5 separate regions of the Homo sapiens genome follow, and regions 1, 2, 4 and 5 are each linked to region 3. Evidence: chromatin loops called from intact Hi-C (ENCODE). Cell type or tissue: PC-9. All regions are shown on one strand. Region 1 overlaps CHST11 (carbohydrate sulfotransferase 11). Region 2 has its middle 57 kb from the start of EID3. Region 3 overlaps SLC41A2 (solute carrier family 41 member 2). Region 4 has its middle 68 kb from the start of EID3. Region 5 overlaps CHST11 (carbohydrate sulfotransferase 11).

The links. Peaks named below come from ENCODE experiments on the same cell type or tissue, not always from the same donor. Only the 100,000 strongest peaks of a DNase experiment are listed, where the experiment ranks them.
Region 1: it touches region 3 in a loop (5-fold over the local background); 3 of 110 quality-filtered maps call a loop at or near these places.
Region 2: a loop joins it to region 3, with 20 times the contacts of the local background. A loop is called at or near these places in 3 of 110 quality-filtered maps.
Region 4: it touches region 3 in a loop (10-fold over the local background); 97 of 110 quality-filtered maps call a loop at or near these places.
Region 5: it touches region 3 in a loop (5-fold over the local background); 21 of 110 quality-filtered maps call a loop at or near these places.

What each region holds. Positions count from the first base shown.
Region 1 is chr12:104,586,256-104,591,255 of GRCh38, reverse strand. All of the region lies in intron 1 of CHST11 (carbohydrate sulfotransferase 11), which reads right to left. Among named protein-coding and RNA genes, the nearest start is that of MIR3922, 2.9 kb to the left of the region's middle. In PC-9, no CTCF peak of the experiment used is centred here; a DNase peak (open chromatin) is centred at 2,635; H3K4me3 peaks cover 2,743 bases; H3K27ac peaks cover 5,000 bases.
Region 2 is chr12:104,358,382-104,363,381 of GRCh38, reverse strand. No RefSeq gene overlaps it. Among named protein-coding and RNA genes, the nearest start is that of EID3, 57 kb to the right of the region's middle. In PC-9, CTCF peaks have their summits at 4,607 and 4,809 (motif pointing right); DNase peaks (open chromatin) are centred at 1,901 and 4,801.
Region 3 is chr12:104,875,016-104,880,015 of GRCh38, reverse strand. All of the region lies in intron 6 of SLC41A2 (solute carrier family 41 member 2), which reads left to right. Among named protein-coding and RNA genes, the nearest start is that of SLC41A2, 81 kb to the left of the region's middle. In PC-9, a CTCF peak has its summit at 2,699; no DNase peak of the experiment used is centred here.
Region 4 is chr12:104,368,996-104,373,995 of GRCh38, reverse strand. No RefSeq gene overlaps it. Among named protein-coding and RNA genes, the nearest start is that of EID3, 68 kb to the right of the region's middle. RefSeq lists enhancers at 444-1,199, 1,200-1,957, 1,958-2,714. In PC-9, no CTCF peak of the experiment used is centred here; a DNase peak (open chromatin) is centred at 2,455; H3K27ac peaks cover 1,634 bases.
Region 5 is chr12:104,669,951-104,674,950 of GRCh38, reverse strand. All of the region lies in intron 2 of CHST11 (carbohydrate sulfotransferase 11), which reads right to left. Among named protein-coding and RNA genes, the nearest start is that of MIR3922, 81 kb to the right of the region's middle. RefSeq lists an enhancer at 2,936-3,540. In PC-9, no CTCF peak of the experiment used is centred here; DNase peaks (open chromatin) are centred at 2,220 and 2,970; H3K4me3 peaks cover 1,094 bases; H3K27ac peaks cover 5,000 bases.

The DNA.
Region 1 (5,000 bases), 290 kb after region 3:
GACCTGCCACCATCTTAGAACAAAATCCAAAGTCTTTCCACGGCCCAGAGGCCCCCCATGATATAGCCCCGCCTGCCTCTGCCCCTCCTCCACCATACTGGTCATCTTGCTCTTTCTCCAAAAAACCAAGCATGAGCCTCAGGGCCTTTGCACTCACTGCTCTGTCAGCCTGGAGTCCCTCTCCCAACACCAACAACTGTTCTCTTCTTTACTCTGCCCTCTGACCGCATCATCAGGTCCCCAGAGAGAGCTTCCCTGGACACACTGTCTCCCATGGCCTCACTTCCTCTCTCTCCTGTTCCTCCCATTCTTTGCTATATTCTTTTTTTTTTTTAAGACAGGGTCTCGTTCTCTCACCCAGGCTGGAGTAAAGTGGTGCGATATTGGCTCACTGCAACCCCCACCTCCCATGTTCGAGCAATTCTTGTGCCTCAGCCTCCCAAGTAGCTGGGATTACAGGCGTGTGCCACCATGTCCAGCTAATTTTTGGCATTTTTAAGTACACAGGGTTTCACCATGTTGGCCAGGCTGGTCTTGAACTCCTGGCTTCAAGTGATCTGCCCGCCTCAGTCTCCCAAAGTGCTGGGATTACAGGCATGAGCCACTGCGCCCCGCCTGCCATATGCTTCTTCAAGGCATTGATTCTCTCCTGTCTTTTTATCTTAAATGCTTTATTGGCTGTTGTCTGTTGCCACCACGAGACCCTAAGTTTCATGAGCAAAAGGACTTGGACTGTCTTGTCTATCACAATATCCTCGGTTCCTAAAAGGGGCCTAAATTCAGGGCTGAATGAATAAATGAATGAATGGAAGTGCCTTTCCCAAAAGACAGGAAACTAAACCGTTTTGAAATACAGTCACCCCAGTCCAAGGTCTTCTAAACTTTCCTGATAAGAGTCATCCGAGGTACTTATTTAAAAAACATATATTCCCAGCCCTTCTGAATCAGATTCTCCTACAAAGGGGCCTGGGAAGCTTCAAGCTTGATGAGCACCCCAGGGGATTTGTATCTTGGAAGAGTCTGGGGATGCTGGATCAGCTAGACATGAGGAACAGGTGCGCACATAGACAGCGCACGTGCAGGCCATCTGGAGAAGAGGAGGGGGAGAAACTGTGCCAGATGGGGCCAACGAGGCCAGGGGCCTGGGTGTAGGTACTTACAAGGGTCATGCGGCACCTAATAGCCAAGGGACGGGCCAGCTAGGGTGAGGCATCTTCATTTATTTATTTATTTATTTATTTAATTTTGAGACAGAGTCTCGCTTTGTTGCCCAGGCTGGAGTGCAGTGGCGCCATCTTGGCTCACTGCAGCCTCCTCCTCCCGGATTCAAGCAATTCTCCTGCCTCAGCCTCCCGAGTAGCTGGGATTACAGGCATGTGCCACCACGCCCAGCTAATTTTTGTATTTTCGTAGAGACGGGGTTTCACCATGTTGACCACGCTGGTCTTGAACTCCTGACCTCAGGTGATCCGCCTGCCTCAGCCTCCCAAAGTGCTGGGAACTTTAAGTCATCCCAGAAAAGGATTTGAGGCCAAACCGAAAAAGCATTCATTTGATTCTGTAGTCAAACCAGAACCCTTGAATAAGTTCTTCAAGGCAAGAAATAATACAACTGCAGTTTTGCTTTTTTGTTATTGTGATAAAATACACATAACATAAAATTTACCATTTTGACCACTTTCAGGTGTCCAGGTCAGTGGCATTAAGTACATTCACATTCTTGTGCAACTATCACCAACTATACATCACTTTGTACTTATTAAATAACAACTCCCCATTCCCGTCTCTCTTGTCCCTGGTAACCCCCATTCTATTTCCTGTCTCTATGAATTTGAATTTTTTTTTTTTTTTTTTTGAGACAAGATCTTGCTGTGTCACTCAGGCTGGAGTGCAGTGGTACAATCTTGGCTCACTGCAACCTCTGCCTTCCAGTCTCAAGCAATCCTCCCACCTCAACCTTCAGAGTAGCTGGGACTACAGACACAGGCCACCATCATTGACTAATTTTTGAATTTTTTTTATAGAGATGGGTTTCGCCATGTTGCCCAGGCTTGCCTTGAATTCCTGGACTCAAGCAATCCACCCACCTCGGCCTCCCAAAGTGCTGGAATTACAGATGTGAGCCACCAAACCCAGCTGAATTAGAATATTCTAAGTACTTCATACAAGTAGGATCATACAGTGTCTGTCCTTTTGTGTCTGGCTTTTTTCACTTAGCGTAATGTTTTCTAAGTCCATCCATGCTGTAGGATGTATGAGAATTTCGTTATTCTGACATATTATTATTCTGAATAATATCCCATCATACATACCACTATTCATTCATCCACTGATGGGCATTAGGGTTGCTTCCACCTTCTGGCCACCGTGACTCATGCTGCTATGAACACGGGTGTTCAGGTATCTATGCAACTCCTGGCTGCGGTTTTGCTTTTTAAGCTGTTTTGCTGGGACGTGGAGCAACACCCTGAGGCGGAGCCCAGAGGCTGCTGGTGAGCAGGTTGGCTGGTGGCCTCCAAGTTGGTGCTGTAAGGATGGCAGGTGGGCAATGGAGCATGGCTGTCATGTACAGAACTTTAGAACAGTGACCTTAGGTCAAACATCACCGGGATGGACTTCAGTCAGCTCTCACTTAACTAAGTCTTAAAGCTGTTTGTGAGCCCGAGGCAGGCAAGGAAGGAATCAAGACATAAGGAAGCCACCTGGGTGGGTCTGGTCTTTGGCGGCAAGACATTGGAATGAGCCAGTCTGTGACTCAAGTCTGGGTCATAGGCTGCAGGAACCCACTCAGAGCAGAGCTCAGTTCTGAAGAAAGCAGCTTCAGCCTTCTGAGGCTGTAACCCGAAAAGTGGCTTGAGAAGGTGACCCCAATATTGTTTGAGATGCCAAAATTGTTTTCTTAAAAACCTAGGATGATTGCAAATGAAGTGCAAAAAATGTCCAGAACTGGTAAGTACATAGACACAGAAAGTAGACCAGCAATTGCCTAAGGCCAGGGGTGGGGATGGCAAGTGACAATAAATAGACACAGAGTTTCTTTCTAGGGTGATGGAAATGTTCTAAAATTAGACTGCGGGGATGCTGTACGGCTCTATAAATATGCTAAAATTCATTGAATTCTACACTTAAAGTGGGTGAATTTTACATGTAAATAGTATTTCAATAAAACTGTTTTTAAAATAAGTATAGAGATGTTTAAGAATCAACCCATAATATTAATATTTTCAAGATTTTGGCCTCTTTGAATAGATCTACATTGCAATACAATATGAAAGACTTAATTGAACAATTTATTTGATTTGAAATTTTAAGCTGAAATCTAAGTTTATATATAATACTAGAGCATTTTAAAAAACCTAATCTCCTCCAGCCCGGGTGACAGAGTGAGACTCCATCTCAAAAAAAAAAAACAAAAAACAAAAAACAAACTTAATCTCTAACGAATTGAAGAGTCTGAAACAATAAATAAATAAATAAATAAATAAATAAATAAATAAATCTTAAGATTCACCATATTTCTAAGTTTGAGGCATTAGATTTCTATTATGTAAATACTTGAGCCGGGCAGGATGGTGAACACATGTAATCCCAGCACTTTGGAAGGCTAAGGCGGGTGGATTGCTTGAGCCCAGGTGTTCGAGACCTGCCTGGGCAACAGGACAAAACCCCATCTCTACAAAAAATACAAACACCACCAAGGTGTGGTGGTGCACGCCTGTAGTCCCAGCCACTGGGGAGGCTGAAGTGGGAGGACAGCTTGAGCCCAGGAGGTTGAGGCTGCAGTGAGCCATGATCCTGCCACTGCACTCTAGTCTGGGCAACCGCTTGAGACCCTATCTCAAAATAAATAAACAAATGAATAAATAAATGCTTGTTCATTAATTGGGCAAATGAAGTATTCAAAAATAACTGTAAATAGATGACATTTTAGATGCAATTTAAATTGTTATCAGAAGATTAAGTGTGTTAAAGGACCAAATATTAATTAAAGGCCACCCTAAATGTATCTGTTGAAGGCTTATGAATAGAAGAGTAAGATTCGAAATTTAAAGGTAGCTTCCTAGATTTGTGAGTTTAATTTTATTAGAAGCCTTTTCTGTATACCACTGTCATCACAGTGACATGAAAAAGACCTCACATTAACAGAGAAGATAACTGATAGGAATTGGCATCTTCAGGCTGGCCTAAGGGGCGGAGGGTGTGAGTGTCTGGGGTAAAGGAGAACCAGCCCCTACCCCAAACCTCAGCATAAATTGTCCCTGAAAACCCCCACAGTAGTAGAAGAACTTTATTGCTGAGAAACTTAAGACGCTGTGGAAAAAACGCAGTTCAAGGAATTGATATTGGCAGTTAACCTGGGGAAGTCCTCATAAATTACATTTTATGTTCACTTAAATAAAACAAGAGAGACAGCACTGCAACACAGATCATATTAATTACATTTTACACACTTCAAATGAGTAATTATAAGCCTTATACGTTTACTTTGCATTTATCCTTCCTTGCCTGCTGAAGAATGTTCCCCTCTCCCTGCAGTTTCCCTGGAATGCTTATACATTTATTTTGCAGTGAGGCAGAAAACATGCCGAAGTGCTTTCTTCCCTGCCTGGCGCTCCAAGTCTGATTTTACAACCTGGACACGCTGATGTCTGCCTCTGGGGTTCCCCCATGGCTTCAGAGACAGAGTAACGTAGCTGCTGGAGAAAGGAAATAGTCCAGGTAACCTTTATTTAAGCTACTCAAGCATGGCGGGGCATTAACTCCAAACCTGCCTCCTCCCCTTGAGTCCAGAAAGCTGTTTAGTTCTGCCCAGGATAATCTCACACTCACACAGTCTTCACACAGTCTGACTGTGCCCAGCAACCCCACCTCACTCAGGCAGGCATCTCGCCCAGGGCTCCAGTCCCTCCCGGCCACACAACCTTTTAAAAGCCCAAGGGATTTTCGCCCATTCTTTGTCCATCTCAAGAGCACCTGGGCAAACCCTGAGCCTACCCAGG
Region 2 (5,000 bases), 520 kb after region 3:
GAGCTCTGATAGAGATCAGCCACCATCTCCCTGGAAAATATACTTGAGCACAGGATTTTGCATAAGGTTTCAGAGGCTTCACAGGGGACCCCTTTGGGAGTGAGCGAACCAGGTGAGGAATATTTGGCTGGAGGCCTCTAAGACTGCTTTCAGTTCCAACTTCTGTTCCTGGAGCAATGGTGGCCTCGTGGGGGAAACCCTGAGTCGGAGACCTGGGAGAGAGGGCAACTGAAGATGGAAACTGAGACGGCATGAATAGCACCATCGCAGGGTGGGAAAGAGTCCCTCACGAGCTGTCAGCTTTTCTGTTACCTCAACTGGATGCGAAAGCCCCTTTACCATCTCCCTCTGCTGACGAATGCTCCGCAGCAGAGAGAAGCCTCAGGTTTAGCAACTTCAGCTGGCAACAGCGTCTGGCCAGAATCTAATGCCAATGTTTTGTTTTCACATCTTTTCTTCCCCAAATTCTTTGTTTTGATTGAATTCCAAAAGCCAAAAAAAGTATAAATGGAAATACACAGGAATGTTCCTTAAAAGTGGGCCCCACCCCTGCCCCTAGCCGTGGGTTCTTCTCCCCACAGGTAATCACTATGCACCTCTTCTATGTCCTTCCAGAAATACCTTATGCGTATGCAAGCTACAGAAATAGGTGTTTTTGCATTTATTTTAAAAATTAGTCTGTATGGCAAATCAGACTGGTTTCCATTTATGGTTTCAATCTATGGGTGTCTTTTAAAATAAATGTGTTTCCATTTAAAAGAAGTAGGAATCGCTTTGATGTGCAGTGTTAGTAAATACAGTGATGACAAAATGTATGACCGAGGCACGTGATGACACAGACCAAGAGCTGCGAAGCCCACGGGCATCTGCTCCCAGTTCTGCTCTCCGCAGTGGGGGAGGTTGGAAGGTCTTCCGTTTAGATCCAGGCCCCCTGCTTAAGAGCAGCCCCTGACAATTTCCCTTCTTCACCTAGGAAGGACAGAAAGACCCAGTTGGAGGCAGAGACCCTGACCAAAAAGGCTCAGAAGCGTTTGGGGCCTCTCTGTCTCTATTGCTACATCCAAGGGAATGGCGGTTCAGGTCAGGTCATAACTGATGTGTATTTGCATCCAGAAAGAACGTATCACCTGGATGCCGTCCCTCCCCATGCTGCATGGGGGGCGTGGGTGCAGGTGTGTACAACACACATACGTGTGTGCCTGTGAGCCCAGGGTGTGAGCCTCAGTAAAGGAGAGGAGAAGCTGCAGAAACAAAGCAGTGACTCAAAACTCCCTGTCTCAGCACAGCACTGATCTCTCCAGCAGCAGCATTTAATAGTTATGCATAAAACATGAACACTTATGCATGAATGAATTTCATTATAAATACAATTAATGATATCGTTCTCAGATACAACACCTCATGAATCTAATGAACAAAGTTTACAGAGAGTCACATATCACTCTCTATAACTAAATTCAGATTTCAGGAGAGTGTGTGAGGCAGGACAGGCAAGCCCTGAAATTGGGGCTTAGCCCAGGAAGGTTCTTGGCTTCACTCAGGAAAGAATTCAAGAGCAAGCCAGTGGTAGAAGAAAACAGCTTTACTGAGGCAGCAATGTTACAGCTCCATGTCTGCTCCCACAGAGCAGGCTACCCCACAGGCAGTGTGCTCAGAGTAGAAGCTCAGAGGTCGTTCTGCAGTCATATTTATACCCACTTTTTATTACATGCAAATTAAGAGGCAGGTTATTCAGAAATTTCTAGAAAAGGAATGGTAACTTCCAGGTGTTGCCATGGCAATGGTAAACTGGCATGGCACTGGTGGGTGTGTCATATGGAGAGGTGCTTTTGCCCCTCCCCTGTTTCAGCCAGTCTCCAATCTGGTCTGGAGTTTGAGCCCTGCCTCTAGAATAGAGTCCCACCTCCTACCTCATAAGCAGACCGTCGAAATCAGCCCACATAACTCAGAAGCACGTACAATTCTTATCAACAGCTTTAGGAGCTGTGTTGAATTCCAAAATGATGAGACAACTTTACCATGGCACAGAACAATTCTGAGATTAATTTCAAAAGGGCAAAATAAAAACACACTCAGAAATGCATGCAACTGCCACAAATAGTCACTGTATATACCACTGATCGTCACTTACATAATAACAGGTTTGATTTTCCTAAAGCCACTGGATTCCTGCTCATTCATTGGTTGGAAGGATCATGTGACTCTCCTACCCAGTTGAACTTTGGAGAAACCTACCCGAGCATCTGGCAGAGAGATGTTCACTGGGAGATAAAAGCTCCAAGTTCCAGGCACTACCTTCAAATAAATGTGTGCCTTGCTTCTCAGCAAGCCTTGAGAAGGCTGAGGCCACACCACAGAAAAAATGTGAGTCTTATACATTTGGTAGACACCTATGTAGTTTTTAAAATAGACTTTCTTTTTTAGAGAAGTTTTAAGACCACAGCAATACTGAGCAGAAGGTACGGAGACTTCTATATACTCCCTGCCCACATACATGCACAGCCTCCCCCACTATCAACTTCACCTATCAAAGTGGTCTATTTGTTACAATTGACAAACCTACACTGATACATCACTATCACCCAAAGTCCAGAGTTTACATTAGGGGCCACTCCTGGTGCTGCACATTCTATGCGTTTGCGCAAATGTGTAATGACATGGATCCCCCATTGGAGTATCACACAGAGTAGTTTCGCTGCCCTAAAAAAATCTAGTTTTTATATACCAATTTTTTTCCACTGAGGTATACACTATAAGCTTTTTTCTCATATCATTAACTACTTTCTGAAAAACAAGATTTAAATGGCTATATTAGTTGGAGTACAGACTAAGCAGCTATGTCAGAGACCCAAAATTCAGTGTCTTCAAAGAGTAGTCTACGTAAGACGTTTGTTCTTTCCCACCCAGCAGATGGAGGTGGGGGTGGAGGATGCTACAGGGTGTGGGTCATCAGGGCCCTGGTTCCTTCCAACTTGTTGCTCAGCATCTGCTTGCTTCTTGACTCATCTGCTTGCTCATGGCTGGCCTCCAGCCCTCCAGTGGGTGTCAGGTCATTCACAGATGCAGGGGAAAGAGAAAGTGGAGAGCAAGTGTTTTTCTTACACGGAACATAACACTTTCACATCCATTCTATCCCAGAGCTTAACCACAGAGCAACTTAGTATCATGGAGGCTGGGAAATTCAGTACATAGCTAGGTGCCCAAGCACATTGCTAAAATCTATGTATGTGTAGAGGTTGGGGGGGGGGCGGGGGGAGGTTGTACTACCAAAAAGACAAAGGGAAGAAGGACAGAAGAACAATTAGATCTTTCCAATCATTTGGATAAACTGTCTCCCACAGTTGGATATTTCAATTATTTTTCATTTTTCACTAATATAAGCACTGTGAACACCCTTATACACCTAGCACCCCCTTTGTGCCAGCCACACTATTCTAAGCACTTCATGTGTGTGTTAACTTGATCCTCACAGCAACTCTGGGAGGTGAGCACAATTATTATCTCTATTTTATGCTAAGAAAACAGAGGTACTGGGGGCTAAGTTACCCTGCTGCAGGGGCTGGGCTTGTAACCACTGCTTGTAGGAAAGCCTGCCTGGGTCAGTGCTCTTTCTCTTCAACACCTCTTTATTTCCATTCACTTCCTATTTCCCTCTCCATAGACGGCCCCTCTCATGCGGTGCATGTGTGCTATTCTGCTCGTAAAACATGTACCATGGTTTCATGGGCATACATTTTTAGTACACAGAAGCGGTTATAGGGGGCTCGGTCTCTTTTTCTTTCCACTCGCCTCTACCCATGTCATGAGTACTCCCCAAGTACCGCTCCATCATCTTGCATCTGCCGCAGCCTACTCATCTATTCCCCAGTGAGGGTCATCAGGATGGAGTTCAATTTCCCCACACTGCACACGGTGCCATAACGGGTGTCTTCGTGCACGTTACCTTGGGGATACACAGAATTTCTCTGGGGTTGAGAGCCAAGAGCCGTATTGCTGGGTCATGGGCTACACAGTGCTTGAGGTCTAAACACTGAGCAGCAAACAGTCTCCTCTCCAACCAGCAGGGCCTGACGGTCCCCTCGCCTAGCTCATCATTTGGCATTAACCAGCTTTCTGATGTGTGCAAATCTGATGGCTGTAAAGCAATCTCTCATTATTTTAATTTGCCTTTCTTAATGACTCGCAAGTTTGTACAGCTCTCCTATCCTGGTTGACTTTTGGGTTTTATCTTTGGTGAATAAGCAGTTCAATGTCCTTTGCCCATTTTCTTTTGTGGTTCCTGTCTTCTTGTTGATTCGCCAGAGTTCCTTGAAGTCACCTGGGTCTAAATTCCTTATCAGTTTCAGACACAGAACAGTCCCTTCCCACATGGTCATCTCTCTATTAAACTTTTTCCATGATGGTCTTCGTGAATCAGAACTTCTGGGGCAACTGGCACATCAGTGCTTTGCCTTTTGGTTTGTGCTTGAGACCATGGTTTAAGAAACCCTCACCCACCTCTAGGTCACAGAGGTATTTTCCTATATGTACCATATAAATTTTACGGCTGTACCACATACATTTAGGTCTTCAATATGTTTCAAGTCTGTCTTTGTCATCCAGTGTTAGGTAGGGATCCAGTTTTATAGCTACACACATAGCAAACAAGTTTTCCCAGAATTATCTGCTAAACTGTTTGCCCATCCCCCTTGATTTGCAAGCCCTATAAAATTTTTTAGCTATGTGACCTTATTCACTCAAGCCCATAAACAAAGTGTGTTCCAGTAAAACTGAACACCAAAGTGGAAGCCTGCTGTTCACAGGGATGGACACTAGGAGGCACACCTTCTCTTTTGCTTTGGAGTCACCCCATGCCACAGAAGCCACACAGTGTGAGCCTGGGCAAGTGACTGACTCTGAACTTCCCTTTTTTCATCTAAAAAGTGGGTGTAGGGCCGGGCGCAGTGGCTCATGCCTATAATCCCAGCACTTTGGGAGGCTGAGGCGGGTGGATCACTTGA
Region 3 (5,000 bases):
ATACCTAGGAATCCAACTTACACGGAATGTGAAGGACCTCTTCAAGGAGAACTACAAACCACTGCTCAACAAAATAAAAGAGGACACAAAGAAATGGAAGAACATTCCATGCTCATGGATAGGAAGAATCAATATCATGAAAATTGATGGGGATGCCATTCCCATCAAGCTACCAATGACTTTCTTCACAGAATTGGAAAAAACTACTTTAAAGTTCATATGGAACCGAAAAAGAGCCCACATTGCCAAGACAATCCTAAGCCAAAAGAACAAAGCTGGAGGCGTCATGCTGCCTGACTTCAAACTATACTACAAGGCTAAAGTAACCAAAACAGCATAGTACTTGTACCAAAACAGAGATATAACCCAATGGAACAGAATAGAGCCCTCGGAAATAATACCACACATCTACAAGCATCTGATCTTTGACAAACCTGACAAAAACAAGAAATGGGAGAAGGATTCCCTATTCAATAAATGATGCTGGGGAAACTGGCTAGCCATATGTAGAAAGCTGAAACTGGATCCCTTCCTTACACCTTATACAAAAATTAATTCAAGATGGATTAAAGACTCAAACCATAAAAACCCTAGAAGAAAACCTAGGCAATACCATTCGGGACATAGGCATGGGCAAGGACTTCATGACTAAAACACCAAAAGCAATGGCAACAAAAGCCAAAATAGACAAATGGGATCTAATTAAACTAAAGAGCTTCTGCACAGCAAAAGAAACTACCATCAGAGTGATCAGGTAACCTATAGAATGGGAGAAAATTTTTGCAATCTACCCATCTGACAAAGGGCTAATAGCCAGAATCTACAAAGAACTTAAATTTACAAGAAAAAAATCAAACAACCCCATCAACAAGTGGGTGAAGGATACGAACAGACACTTTTCAAAAGAAAACATTTATGCAGCCAACAGACACATGAAAAATGCTCATCATCACTGGCCATCAGAGAAATGCAAATCAAAACCACAATGAGATACCATCTCACACCAGTTAGAATGGCGGTCATTAAAAAGTCAGGAAACAACAGGTGCTGGAGAGGATGTGGAGAAATAGGAACACTTTTACACTGTTGGTGGGAGTGTAAACTAGTTCAACCATTGTGGAAGACAGTGTGGCGATTCCTCAAGGATCTAGAACTAGAAATACCATTTGACCCAGCGATCCCATTACTGGGTATATACCCAAAGGATTATAAATCATGCTGCTATAAAGACATATGCACACGTATGTTTATTGCAGCGCTTTTCACAATAGCAAAGACTTGGAACCAAGCCAAATGTCCAACAATGATAGACTGGATTAAGAAAATATGGCACATATACACCATGGAATACTATGCAGCCATAAAAAAGCATGAGCCCACATCCTTTGTAGGGACATTGATGAAGCTGGAAACCATCATTCTGAGCAAACTGTTGCATGGACAGAAAACCAAACACTGCATGTTCTCACTCATAGGTGGGAGTTGAACAATGAGAATACCTGGAGACAGGGTGGAGAACATCACACACCAGGGCCTGTGGTGGGGTGGGGGGACGGGGGAGGGATAGCATTGGGAGAAATACCTAATGTTAATGATGAGTTAATGGGTGCAGCACAGCAACATGGCACATGTATACGTATGTAACAAACCTGCACGTTGTGCACAAGTACCCTAGAACTTAAAAAATGTATATATATATATATATATATATATATAAAATACAGGTATATTATTTGCAGATTTGGATATTTAAATTACCATTAAGTCATTTATAACACATTTTTCAGCTGCTTGCAAATACCAGATATCTCCTCAGTTAAAGACAGTGGTAAGAAAGTAAGAAAGAGAATGCCGTTGAAGAATGTTATCATGATAAACATGGCAATTGTTATAATGTTACAGAATTAAGTACTATGAGATTCCAGAAGATAAACAACTATTGAGGAAAATAATGCACACTGACCTTTACAATTTTATTTAATTAATTAATTAATTAATTAATTTTTTGAGACAGAGTCTTGCTCTGTCATCCAGGCTGGAGTGCAGTGGTACGATCTTGGCTCACTGAGACCTCTGCCTCCGGGGTTCAAGTGATGGTCGTGCCTCAGCCTCCTGAGTAGCTGGGACTACAGCTACTACAAGCACACGCTACCATGCCCGGCTAATTTTTTGTATTTTTAGTAGAGACGGGGTTTCACTGTGTTGCCCAGACTGGTCTCAAACTCCTGAGCTCAGGGAATCTGCCTGCCTCGGCCTCCCAAAGTGCTAGGATTACAGGCGTGAGCCACCACGCCCCACCTGAAATTTTATTTTTTTAAATTATACAAGGGATAAACTCTCCTTATAAAAGACTTAATCATAATGTGTTGCCATCTAAAGCTTTCGGTATTTCGAATGTTATATAGTGATGCATACATAATTTGACTGGATCAAGAAATAAAAAAAGTAAAATGGAATGTTACTATCACAGATCATGATTTTGAAAAATAATATTATTAAATATTGCTTAGGATTTTCTAATCTTTGTCTTCTGAAAGTTGGCTCAAAGTAATTCAAGATGAATTAACTAAAATAGTCTTTTACATTTTTTCTGTATCATTGATTCTCCTAAAAATATATTTTTTGTGTTACAGATCAATCCCATAGTTAATTTGTTAAAGGTATTTCTAAAGTGTCTGTGTTCAGATTGCTAAAGTGTCTGCTCTGTGCGCACTAGGGGGCCTCCTAAGATCAGCAGTTGGATGCCTAATATTTTTATTCTGAATACAAAGATTAGGAACAGGCACATTTAAATTCCAAGACTCCATTCATCCTGCTGAGAAGCTTCAGGTTTATTTCCTGATAAACTTATAGTTCAAGTTTATTTCCTGAACTATTTTGAAAACACTTAGCAGTCTTTAGAGATAAAAAGAGGATTTTATGATAGCAGTAGGCTTTAGTTATAGAGGCCATGTATTATATAGTGCTCAAAGAACTGGACATTAAGAAAAGTCTTATGGTCTCAATTCATCAAGAAGATATAACAATTGTAAATATATATGCACATAATATCAGAGCACCTAAATATATATATGATCAATTGTTAACAGATATGAAGGGGGAAATAGACAGTAAGACAATAGTAGTAGGGGACTTCAGTACCCCACTTTCAACACTGGAGAGATCATCCAGACAGAAAATCAATTAGGAAGCATTGGACTTGAACTACACTTTAGACCAAATGAATCTAGCAGATATGTACAAAACATTCCATCCAACAGCAGCGGAATACACATTCTTTTCAAGTGCACGTGGAACATTATCCAGGATAGATCATATATTAGGCCACAAAACAAGTCTTAACAAAGAAGACTTTGAGAAGATTGAAATTTAAGAGACTGAAATCATATCAAGTATCTTTGATGATCACAGTGGTATGAAACTAGGAATCAATAATAGGAAAAAAACTGGAAAATTCAAAAACATGTGGAAATTAAACATCATGCTCCTGAACAACCAAGAGGTCAAAGAAGAAATCCAAAAGGAAATTAAAAAAATATATTGAGACAAATGAAAATGGAAACACAACATACCAAAACCTAAGGGACACAGCAAAAGCAGTTCTAAGAGGGAAGTTTATAGCGATAAACACCTGCATTTAGAAAGAAGAAAGATCTCCAATAAACAAGCTAATGTTACACCTCAAGGAACTAGGAAAAAAAGAATAAAGTAAACCCAAAGTTAGCAGAAGGAAGGAGTTAATAAAGACCAGAGCAGAAATAAATCAAATAGAGAATAGAAAAATACATTAACAAAACTTAGTTGGCTCTTCTAACATATAAGAGTGACAAAGCCTTAGCTAGACTAAGAAAAAAAAAGAGAAGACTGAAATTAAAAAATCAGAAATAAAAGTGGAGACCTCAGAAATAAAAAAGATCACTAGAGACGATTGAACAATTTTAAGCCAACAAATTAGATAACCTAGAGGAAATGGATAAATTCTTAGAAACATATACCTGCCAGAATTGAATGAGGAACAAATAGAAAGCCTGAACAGACCAATAACAAATAGTTATTAAAGTAGTAATTAAAATCCTCCCAACAAAGAAAAGCCCAGAACCAAATGGCTTCATGGCTGAATTCTACCAAACATTCAAATAGTACCAATCCTTATCTTCCAAAAACATAGAACTAGAGGAAATACTTCCAAACTCATTTATTTTTATTTTTAGTTTTATTTTCAGAGATGGGGGTCTTGCTCTGTTACCCAAGCTGGAGTGCAGTGGCATGATTATAGCTCACTGCAGCCTTGAACTCCTTGGCTCAAGCAGTCCTCCCACCTCAGCCTCCCAAGTATCAGGAACTACAAGTGCATATAACCATGCCTGGCTAATTTTTAAATATTTTGTTGGAGACAGGGTCTCACTATGTTGTCTAGTCTGGTGTCAAACTCATAGTCTCAAACAGTCCTTCTGCCTCAGCCTCCTGAGTTACTGGGATTACAGGTGTGAGCCACTGCACCCAGCCCAGACTCATTTTATAAGGTCACCATCACCTGATACCAATTTTCCAGACAAAGACACCACAAGAAAACAAAACTAGTGAGGTGTGGTGGCACATACCAGTAGTTCCAGCTACTCTGGAGGCTGAGGTGAGAGGATCACTTGAGCCTGGGAGTTGGAGTCCTGCCTGGGCAACATAGTGAGACCCCATCTCTAAAACAAAAGCAAAGACAAAAATGACCTAAACAACAACGACAACAAAATAAATGAAAACTATAGGCTAATATTTCTGATGAACACAGCTGCAAAAATCTTCAATAAAATACTAGCAAACTGAATTCAACAATACATAAAGAATATTATACATCATGACCAAGTGGGATTCATCCCAGGGATGCAAGTATGGTTTAACATACACAGATCAATCAGTGTAATATAGCACACTGTGTTAAATAAAATATCTAGAAATAACTTTAACAAAGGAGGTGAAATATCTCTACAATAAAAATGATTAAACAT
Region 4 (5,000 bases), 510 kb after region 3:
GTTCTATATTTTAATAATTTTTGGGTCTTCCTGTGTGAGGCTCAAATATATTTTTTAAAATCCTCTGAGTTTAAAATGGTAGCATTTGCAGCTGAGAAAGTATACACTGAGGGCTGCCAGCTTCAGGAGGAGATGGAACACAGAGTTTCCCGACATTGTTGGAGGTGGGGCTGGTGAACCACACCCCTCTCTTGCCTACTCATGGAGCCTGCCAGGGTCCCAGGGATGGACAGCAAAGTGGCAGCTCATTTTTACAAGAGGTAGGCTGGGGATGAGGCCGGGCGTGGTGGCTCATGCCTGTAATCCCAGCACTTTGGGAGGCCAAGGCGGGCAGATCATGAGGTCAGGAGATCGAGACCATCCTGGCTAACACGGTGAAACCTCATTTCTACTAAAAACTCAAAAAAATTAGCCGGGCATGGTGGCGGGCGCCTGTAGTCCCAGCTACTCGGGAGGCTGAGGCAGGAGAACGGTGTGAACCCGGGAGGCGGAGCTTGCAGTGAGCCGAGACAGCGCCACTGCACTCCAGCCTGGGCGACAGAGTGAGACCCTGTCTCAAAAACAAAAAAAAAAAGAGGTAGGCTGGGGAACGGGAAGCTGGGGACAATGTGCAAGGCTGCCAAGACTGCAGTGCACAAACGAATTTGCCCATCCTTCACAGGGGCTGCTGGGGGACCTCTGCAGACCTCCATCCACCCCCAACCCCAGGGCCTGACCCTCTTCACCCTTGGTGGGAGCTGGCTCCCACAGGGGAGGGATGAGCTGAGCACACTCACTCTTTCTCCTGAGCTCCTTAAATCGGGTAACTCTCTCCTCTCCTGACAGAGGCCGGGATGCTGCTCTCCTCTGGGGGCCCTTCTGCATGGACACATAGATGGAGACCTAAAGCTCATGGGCAAGGTTGGCCAGTCTCTGCTGCTTACAGCTCCCTTCCCCCACCTGACACGCACTCCTAACACTCATCTCCTCTCAAAGCCCAGCCTGGCCCTGCTGGGCTTCCAGGGCCTTGTCAGAGGTCCTTCCGGGCCAGGGAAGTCTTGGTACTGCCCGTGCAGCACCCAGGGGCTGGGAGACGGCTGGAAGTGGCTGGACGGGGAAGGGCAGGATTCTCTCCTCAGCCAGCATCTGCTTCCACCCTGGCGCTGCTGGGACTGCCATTCAGGAAGGTGGTGGATTCCGGGGCAGATGATCAGGAGGCAAATCCCGCTCCCCCAGCTGCAAGCTGATTTTCTGTCACATCATGGTGGCTTCAGCATGGCTGAATTAACTGATTGAATCCTTCCTCTGTGCCAGGCATGGCGCTGGCCTTTTGACATCTTTGCTCTATTGGATCCTCTGAGCAGCTCTAGGGTCCAGGAGCATTCATTGTTTCTCCTTCACACATGAGGGTAGATGACTTCTCCAGGATCACTATGCTAATGGGCAGTGACTGAGTTCAACCCAAAATGTGTCTGACTCCAGAGTTGTAGTTCCCAGCCTTTCTGCTTTGTCGTGTATACAGCACCTGGTAAGCCTTCCCCACCCCCTTCCCTAGTCTCTTTTGCCTTCTTTCCTGAAAATGCATGAATTGCTTTCAAAACCACTTCTTGCATTAACAAAGAGGAAATAAAGAGGTTCTCAAGATGTCTCTGAGACAAGGGGTCCCCAGCCTCTGGGCTGTGGACCGGTACTCATCCGCTCTGTGGCCTGTTAGGAACTGGGCCCCACAGCAGGAAGTGGGGCGAGTCACTGCGGGCAAGTGAGCGAAGCTTCATCTGTATTTACAGCCGCCCCTTATCCCTGGCATCATCGTCTGAGCCCCGCCTCCTGTCAGATCAGTGGTGGCATTAGATTCTCATGGGACCATGAACCTTATCGTGAACTGGGCATGCGAGGGATCTAAGTTGTGTACTGCTTATGAGAATCCAACTAATGTCTGATGATCTGAGGTGGAACAGTTTCATCCCAAAACCATCCTGACCCCCCTCACCCCCCGACCGTGGAAAAAATCGTCCTCCATGAAACCGGTCCCTGATGCCAAAAAGGACTGCTGTCTTAGACCACACAAGACGTTCATAGTCATCGTCAGGAAAAAAGTAGCATCCCTCAACGGCCAGACCTTCCATCTGCTGCTGGTTCACACGTAAGAATCACCAACACTAACACAGCACGTTCTAGAGGCCAGCCCCCGTCCTCGATACCTTACTTACCCAGAGTTAACTTATTTACTAATTAACTTTCCTTACTTCCCTGAGTTAACTTATTTTGTCCTGACAACCACACAAGGGAGGTGCTGCTATTGCCACCCCCATTTTCCAGCTGAGGATGCTGAGGCACAGAGAGGTTAAACAATATGCCTGAGGTTACACAGTAAGTGATTCATCCAGGATGTGAACCCAGGCTAGCTGGTGTTAGAAGCTGCGGGTGTAGCCACATTCCTCTAATTCCTTGTGACAAAGGAAAACAAAGAAGCCCATCCGTTTAGGGAACCAGGATGCTGTCGTGGTTGGCAGTGGTGGTATTTCCGTCAGTCCTTTTGGCATAAATACCTCTAGATTATGTCACAAAACAGCCCCTGGCAACTGTCCCTTATTTCCTAAAAAGGGGTGGCAAGGTGGCAGGTGGGGCTGGCTTACCGAAGCCTTATTCTCCTTCTCAACTAGTAGACTCGCCTTATTCTCAAACCCAAGTTCTTGACCCTTCTTAGCCCCTTTATTGACTCTCCCTGATTCTCAAGTGTCTCCCTGCATAAAACATGCCATTTCCATAATGTGGCCTTTCTTACTTCTGGAGACGTCTCTTCCTCGCAAATATTGACAGAGGCTTTCCCTGCCGCTGAAGTAACACTCGCCCCTACCCAGGCGGCATTCTCTGCTCCCCTGTATACCTTGAAGTGTACCTACAGGGTTGTTCACTGATTTTATTTGCAGGAAGAACTGACAGGCCCCTCGAACTTGGAGCAAACAATGAACAGAACGAGGATTGAAAGAGGTGAGATTTTTAAAGTAAATGCTTTAAAAAGCAAAATGTGTGGTGGCTCATGCCTGTAATCCCAGCACTTTGGGAGGCTGAAGCAGGAGGATCACCTGAGCCCAGGAGTTCAAGACCAGCCTGGGCAATGTGGTGAAACCCTCTCTCTACAAAAAAATACAAAAATTAGCCAGTGTGGTGGTGTGTGCCTGCAGCCCCAGCTACTTAGGAGGCCGAGGTGGGAGGATCACTTGAGCTGAGGAGGCTGAGTCTGCAGTGAGCCTAGATTGCACCACTGCATTTGAGCCTGGATGGCAGAGTGAGATCCTGTCTCAATAAATAAATAAACAAATAAATAAATAAATAAAGGAAATACTTAGACTGCTTAATGATGATTTACTTCAAATCCAAACCTTCCAAATAGGAAAAAAAAAAGAAAAGAAAAGAAAAAGAAAAAAGAAAAAGCAGGCTGCTTTAGGACGATTCACTTTGCTTTCCCTTTTGGCAGCTCTGATATTCTGCATGATGGCTAAATGATAATGAGTCCTTATGACAACTGCTGGGGAGAGACGGACCCTGGATGGGGTGTGGGGCACAGATATGAAACACACATCCATTTTGCCTACCTTCCTTCACTGCCTAGTGGAGTCTCTGCTTTATATGCTGAGATAGACACTCTTCATGTGCTCTATAGATTAGAAAAGCTAAAACTCGGCCAGGCGCAGTGGCTCACGCCTGTAATCCCAGCACTTTGGGAGGCCAAGGCAGGCGGATCACGAGGTCAGGAGATCAAGACCATCCTGGCTAACATGGTGAAACCCCGTCTCTACTAAAAACACAAAAAATTAGCTGGGTGAGGTGGCACACGCCTGTAGTCCCAGCTATTCGGGAGGCTGAGGCAGGGGAATGGCATGAACCCAGGAGGCGGAGCTTGCAGTGAGCTGAGATCACGCCACTGCACTCCAGCTTGGGCAACAGAGTGAGACTCTGTCTCAAAAAAAAAGAAAAGAAAAGCTAAAACTCACTTTGTCAGCTTCCCTTGCAGCTAGGGATGGCCCAGGACAGAGATCTGGCCAATGAGTTAAAAGCAAAAGTGTGTCAGGCAACACCAGGATGGCTGTGTAAAGGGTAGAGAGGCAGTCCTATCTTTCACCCCCTCTTCTTACTGCCTTACTAAATACAGACTTGATGGCTGGAACTACAGCAGCCATTTTGTGACCATGAGGGAAAGAATGAGAAAATTGCAAAGAAGCAGATCCAAAACCTCTGACATTACTGAGATGCTTCTCCAATGTCCACACCCAACTGGCTGCGACTCCTTATGTCAGAAAAATGAACATATATTTGTTTAAGCCCCTGTTAGTGGGTGTTTGTTACTTAAAGCCAGGAACGTGCCTACTTAGGTGTTATTATCTCCATTATTCAGATGAAGAAAGTGAGACCCAAGCCAATGAGTGTCTTGTTGAAGGTCCCATTGTTAACCAACAAAACGTAACTGAAGTTTTTCCATGCTTTGTCCTGGCCTCTCCCCATTATTTCTCAGCTGCCTCCACCAGCCCAGCAGAAATTCCATGCAGCAGAAGAATCTATTGACCATGAATGACTGGTACTTCATTCAAGCAGTTAAGGAGTTTCCCTGGGTCAGTGGTCCAAGTGTCTGTGTGCAGTTGGCTCCCTCAATGTTCATATGTTACTCAGTTGGGCCTTTGTCATTGAAAGCGAAGAGGACATTGTCTTGGCTGTCAGAAGCTTTGGGACTGTTCTTTAAGTCTGGCTTAAGTAATAATCAGTGACCTTTCCCTTCTCAGCTTAGAGGTATGGTTGAGATCAGTCATTGGCACCCCCAGGTCCTGACCACCATCTTACTATACAGTGGCAGGGAAAAGGACAACTGGACATTTACTGTGTCCAAAAGGGATGTAATGACCTTGCCCTCCTTCTGCCTGTGTAAATGCTTGTGTGGACTCATCCCTTACAGGCCGACCCAGCAAGACTTCTCCATTAACTCCCTTCTGCATGCTGGGCAGGGTGGTTTTCTGGATTCTTATCCC
Region 5 (5,000 bases), 210 kb after region 3:
CCGACACTTTACATACATTAGCACATTTAATGCGTTAAATGTTATTAACCCCTGAAAAGTGAGGCTCAGAGAGGTTACGTGACTTGCCCAGGTTACACAGTATCTGGGTTTGAAAGACCATCCTTTTTATACCATACACAGGCAAGAAGACAAGGGCATTATATCCTAGATATAGAACTGCAAAACCAGTGAGAGAAAAATCTACACTTGTCTCAAGGCAGGGGCTGAAAAAAAAAAGTCTAATCCGTTAGCAAAGACTGACTGAGATTCCTCCGTTAACAGGAAAAGCCATTCAATATTCAATTAATTCTATAAACATTTATGGAACTCTGACTCTTCGAAATTATTCAGGCATTTAATGAGGGACAGTCCTGGGTGGTGGCTCAGAGCAGAGCTGCTGGACTCAAGAGGGCCTGGGTTTGAATCCCAGCTTCACCACTTATAAACTGGGTGATACTGGACAAGAAGTTACTGAACACTTTTTGTTTCTTGGGCCTTGTTTGTTTGTTCATCTCTAAAATGTGGATTGTAACAGCACCTTCCTCGTTAGGATGCAAGGATTAAGTATAAAGTCCTTACAACAATGCCTGGCACAGAGTAAGTGCTATGGCAGGGTGGTTATCATTATAGAAACACTGGTTGTCGTAGAATTAGTGATCTGGTTCGGATCACTCTGACAGACCACTGAGAGAAACAAGGCAGCATTTTAATGAACAGCTAAGAGTTTTAAACACACAAAGTTAGAATCTACCTGGAAATCTTTTACTAGCAGAACAGCTAAGGTTTGATTCTGTATTAACAAACATCCTCCCCAAAGAAGCCAGCAAAAAAATCCTGCTCTGGGACCGCAGTCTGAAATGTACAGCCTTATCTGTGCTGGAAACTGCAGAGAAATCAGACTCAGGGGAGGAAATCGACTAAAACTAAGTGCAGGCCATTCAACAGAGGCCGGGAGAGCTGACAGCAGAGGAAAACCGAGCAGCCATAAAGACACGGGCAGGGAAGAAAGATGCCACCAACGTCTGTGGAGAGGCAAGACTGTAACATGCTGCCTTCTCACTGCTCAGCCAACGTGGATTGATGCAGAACATGTGTCACGAGGCTGACCACATTTAATCTTTCAGCAGCCCTTCCAGGGAATGTTCTGCCAGACTCAGAGAGGTTAAGGAACTTGCCCAAGGTCACACGGCAACAAATTCCAAGTGATTTTAAGTAGGTCGAAAAGTCGAAACAAACGGTTTGTGAATGTGCTGTGCTACATGTTAAATGAGTTGTCTAGGACAGTCTCATTGCCTGGGGTAGCTTCCAATGATGATTATGATGCCATGATGATAATCACCATAAGAATGGTTGATATTTATGGAGTGCTTTGCTAATTGCCAGATAGCACTCGAAGCACTGTACTTACATGAACTCATTTAATGCTCATAACAAACCTATGGGTAGGTACTATTATCATTCCCATTTTACAGGTGAAGAAACTGAGGCCCAAAGAGGGTAAGTTACTTGTCCAAGTCAAATAGCTAAAAATAGGTGTCACCACATGTGTATTTTTGAGAAAATGCTCTAGGCTCACCCTAGAAAGCCTCAAGTCAGTGTTAATCCATGTAACAAACCATTCCATTAACAGGTACAGTAGGCTGAATGGTACCTCCCCAAAAGATAGGTCCACATCCAAATTCCCAGAATCTGGGAATGTGACCTTCTCTGGATAAACGGTCTTTGCAGATGTGATTAAGCTAAGGATCTTGAGATTATCCTGGAGTGTGTGGGTAGGCCCTAAATATTAATGACGTGTCTTTATAAGAGACAAAAAAGAAGACAGAAGAGGGGGCAGCAACGTGTACATGGAGCAGAGAGATGGGGCCCCAAGCCAAGGAGTTTGGCAACTGGGAGAGGCAAATAATAAATCTTCCCTTAGAGTCTCCAGAGGGAGTACAGCTTTGCTGACACCTTGATTTTGGACTTCTGGCCTCCAGAACTGGGAAAGAATACATTTCTGTTGTTTTAAGCCACCTGGTCTGTGGTGATTCATTATGGCAGCCTCAGAAATGGTGGGGCAGGTATGGCCAAGCATCAGGGTTTCAGAGTAATCCTCACGCCTGGGTGTCTGAGTGGTGGCAGCAGGAGAACAGAGGTGCCATGCGGGAGGCATGTGAAATCTGGGGGAGGCTCTTGGCTTGGAAAGTGTAGGAGGGAGAGTCACAGTCAGAATCACGAGCCAGTTTTCCAGCCAAGAAGGCTGCCCAGCAGAGCATACGCTTGTTGCCATGCACTGAGCTGCCCGTCATGGTGAGTAATCTTGCCCCATTGGGAGGTTACTCCTCCCGAGGTCCCTTTGGAGGTGGTGAAGCCAACCATCCTCACATGTTCTATTCCTGAAAGAGGCCAGGGCCAGGCCAGCTTCCAGCTCTCAGAAACACCTGCTCGTGGAATCAATGGCCACAAGGCATGGGATAGCTGATAAAGGGGTTTTCCTTCAAAGTTTTTCATTCTCTGCAGTATTTTGGCAGAATTTGCCAGAAAGCAGAAAGCAATGGTCTCTTTATTCTCCATTTCTGGAGCTATCTGCTCCTTTCGCCCCTCTCTGCAAAGACACTTGCCACAAGACAGCTGGACAGCCGGGCCCCTAATGGAGTCCTGCACACACATCACTCACACGAGCCATTACTCCGCAAGCCAGAGCTGACCTTGGGGAGAGAGGGACAATCCCCTCTCTCCCACACGGTCCACCCCCCTGTGCAGGCCAGACAGGTCTCAGGGAGGTAGGTTTCCAGAAAACGCGCTTCCCTGACATTCCTGGGCATTTTCATTGTCAGGGATGGAGAACTCGAGCTACCCAAATTGTATCAAAACATCTGAAGTCAGAGCAGAAATCTTAATGCTCCTTCCTCCAGGGCTGATCATTACAATATTCCTTAATGGGTAGGACATGGTCACTGACGGGTCAGAAGGAATGCTGCCTGGGAACTGTGCCAAGGCCTCCTGCCAAGTGCCAGTTTTGCCCCATCCCCCAACCACACCCCAGTTATGGAGAGGAAACTGATGAGTCACTGGCCGATTTGCTAACTTCAGTGTCCCAATGCCACACGCCTACAAGGTGACAAAGGGGGTTTCCATTTGGCTGTTGAAAGCCTCTTCTCACATTATGCAAGAAGAGGGCTGGGGGCGGGGAGGAGAGAGAGACAGAGAGAGAGAGAAAAAGAGAGAGAAAGATAGAGATTGGGTAAAATGTCTAAAATTCAAATCATAAGTTCAAGGGGGACTTTCTGTAAGTAAAGGAATCTTTGGTGAATAAAGTATCACCTCACTTTAAACAGTGGCTTTGCTCACACTGTAGGCGTTCTCTAGGCTGCCTGAGATAACTGTCCTGGCCCGTTTGCTGCGAAACCTGTGGGGGAAGCGACAGGACTTCCTAGACCGATCACAGTGCAGTGGGCTAAGAGCTTCCATGATCAAAACCATGATCGCGCTGGTAACAGTAATGATCAGTAGACAGGCATTCCAAGCACTTGATGTGGCTCTCCTCATCGAATATTCTTAACAACCCTAAGAATCAGGGCAAATACTGACCCCACTCTGCAAATGGGGAAATGAAGGCACAGCAAAACCAAATAACTTGCAGAGCCAAGATTTCAACCAAGCAGCCCTGCTCCAGGCTTTTCCCTACCACCCACACCCCATGCTTAGGATCACGGGCGCAGCAAGAAGCCGTGTCCAGTCAGACTGGAGATCACAAGAGGCTTTGCGGAGGAGGGTGTGCCCATGGCCAGCAGACTAGCTGTCAGCTAAAAGGAAAAGGTCATCTGCTCCCACCCCGTGTTAATGAGAAAAGCTAAAACTAGCCATTCTCTACCATCTCATCTCCAGTATTCCAATCTGGTGATTATGTTTTCAGCTCTGAACATGATCTTAGGGCTTCTCACCTGCCCAACACCCTCAGAAGGCAGGGCAGGAAATCCATATGTGGGAAATCAAAGAAACTGAAAAGGCAGAAGCAGAAACACAAAGCTGGAAAAGAGTGTGTGTGTGAGTGTGCATGTATGTGCATGTATGTATGTGTGTGTTTCTGTTGGTGTATATGTATAGGTGTGGGGGGTATGTGTGGGAGTGTGTGTGAGAATGTATGTGTGGGTGTGTGTTTATGTGGGGTGTGTGTGAGAGTGTATGTGTGGGTGTGTATTGGTTTGTGTATGTGAGGGGTATGTGTGGGAGTGTGTGTGTATATGTGGTGTGTATGTATGATGTGTGTGTATGCAGGGGTATGTGTGAGAGTATATTTGTGTGTGTGTGGGTATGTGTGGGAGAGTGTGCATGAGTGTGAGTGCGTGTGTATGGATGTGTTTGTGTGGGAGTGTGTGTATGAGTGTGAGTGCATGTGTGGGTGTGTATGTGTGGGAGTGTGTGTGTAAGTGTGAGTGCATGTGTGTATGGATGTGTTTGTGTGAGTGTGTATGAGTGTGAGTGTGTGTGTGTGTGGGTCTGAACATATGCACTTGCACATGTGTATATGCTCCATGAAGGAGGCTATGTTGGGGGTGGGTGGAGGAAATGGAGGCAGTTCATGGACGGTCTGGAATAGAAAAGCGGGGAAGGACCACCCTGCCCTGGGTGCCGTGCAGAGGCAGAGATTGCTGGTGGATTCAGAGTGGTGGGGAAGCCCCTTGGTTTTGAGGACTCGCTCTGCTACAGCCCTGTTAGCATCCTAAGGACTGAGGAAGTTGGGAGACCACAAGGCCTCTGTGGGCTGCTCTCACCAGAGTGCACCTGGCCAGGGTGGACCCCCCTTCCTCCCTCTCCCTGTGAGGCCAGCAGGCCCTGCAGCAGGCGGTGTGGAGTCCAGATTCTTCTGACTCTCTTGGCAAGCTTCCGCCTCTGTCCAGCTGTTGGCTTAGGTGAAGCTTTAGGAAAGCGAGAGGGGAAAAGGGAACTTAGATTTATTAAGGGCCTCCTCTAAACTAACATTTGTTGAGTTGAGCAATTTCTATGTGCTAAGCACA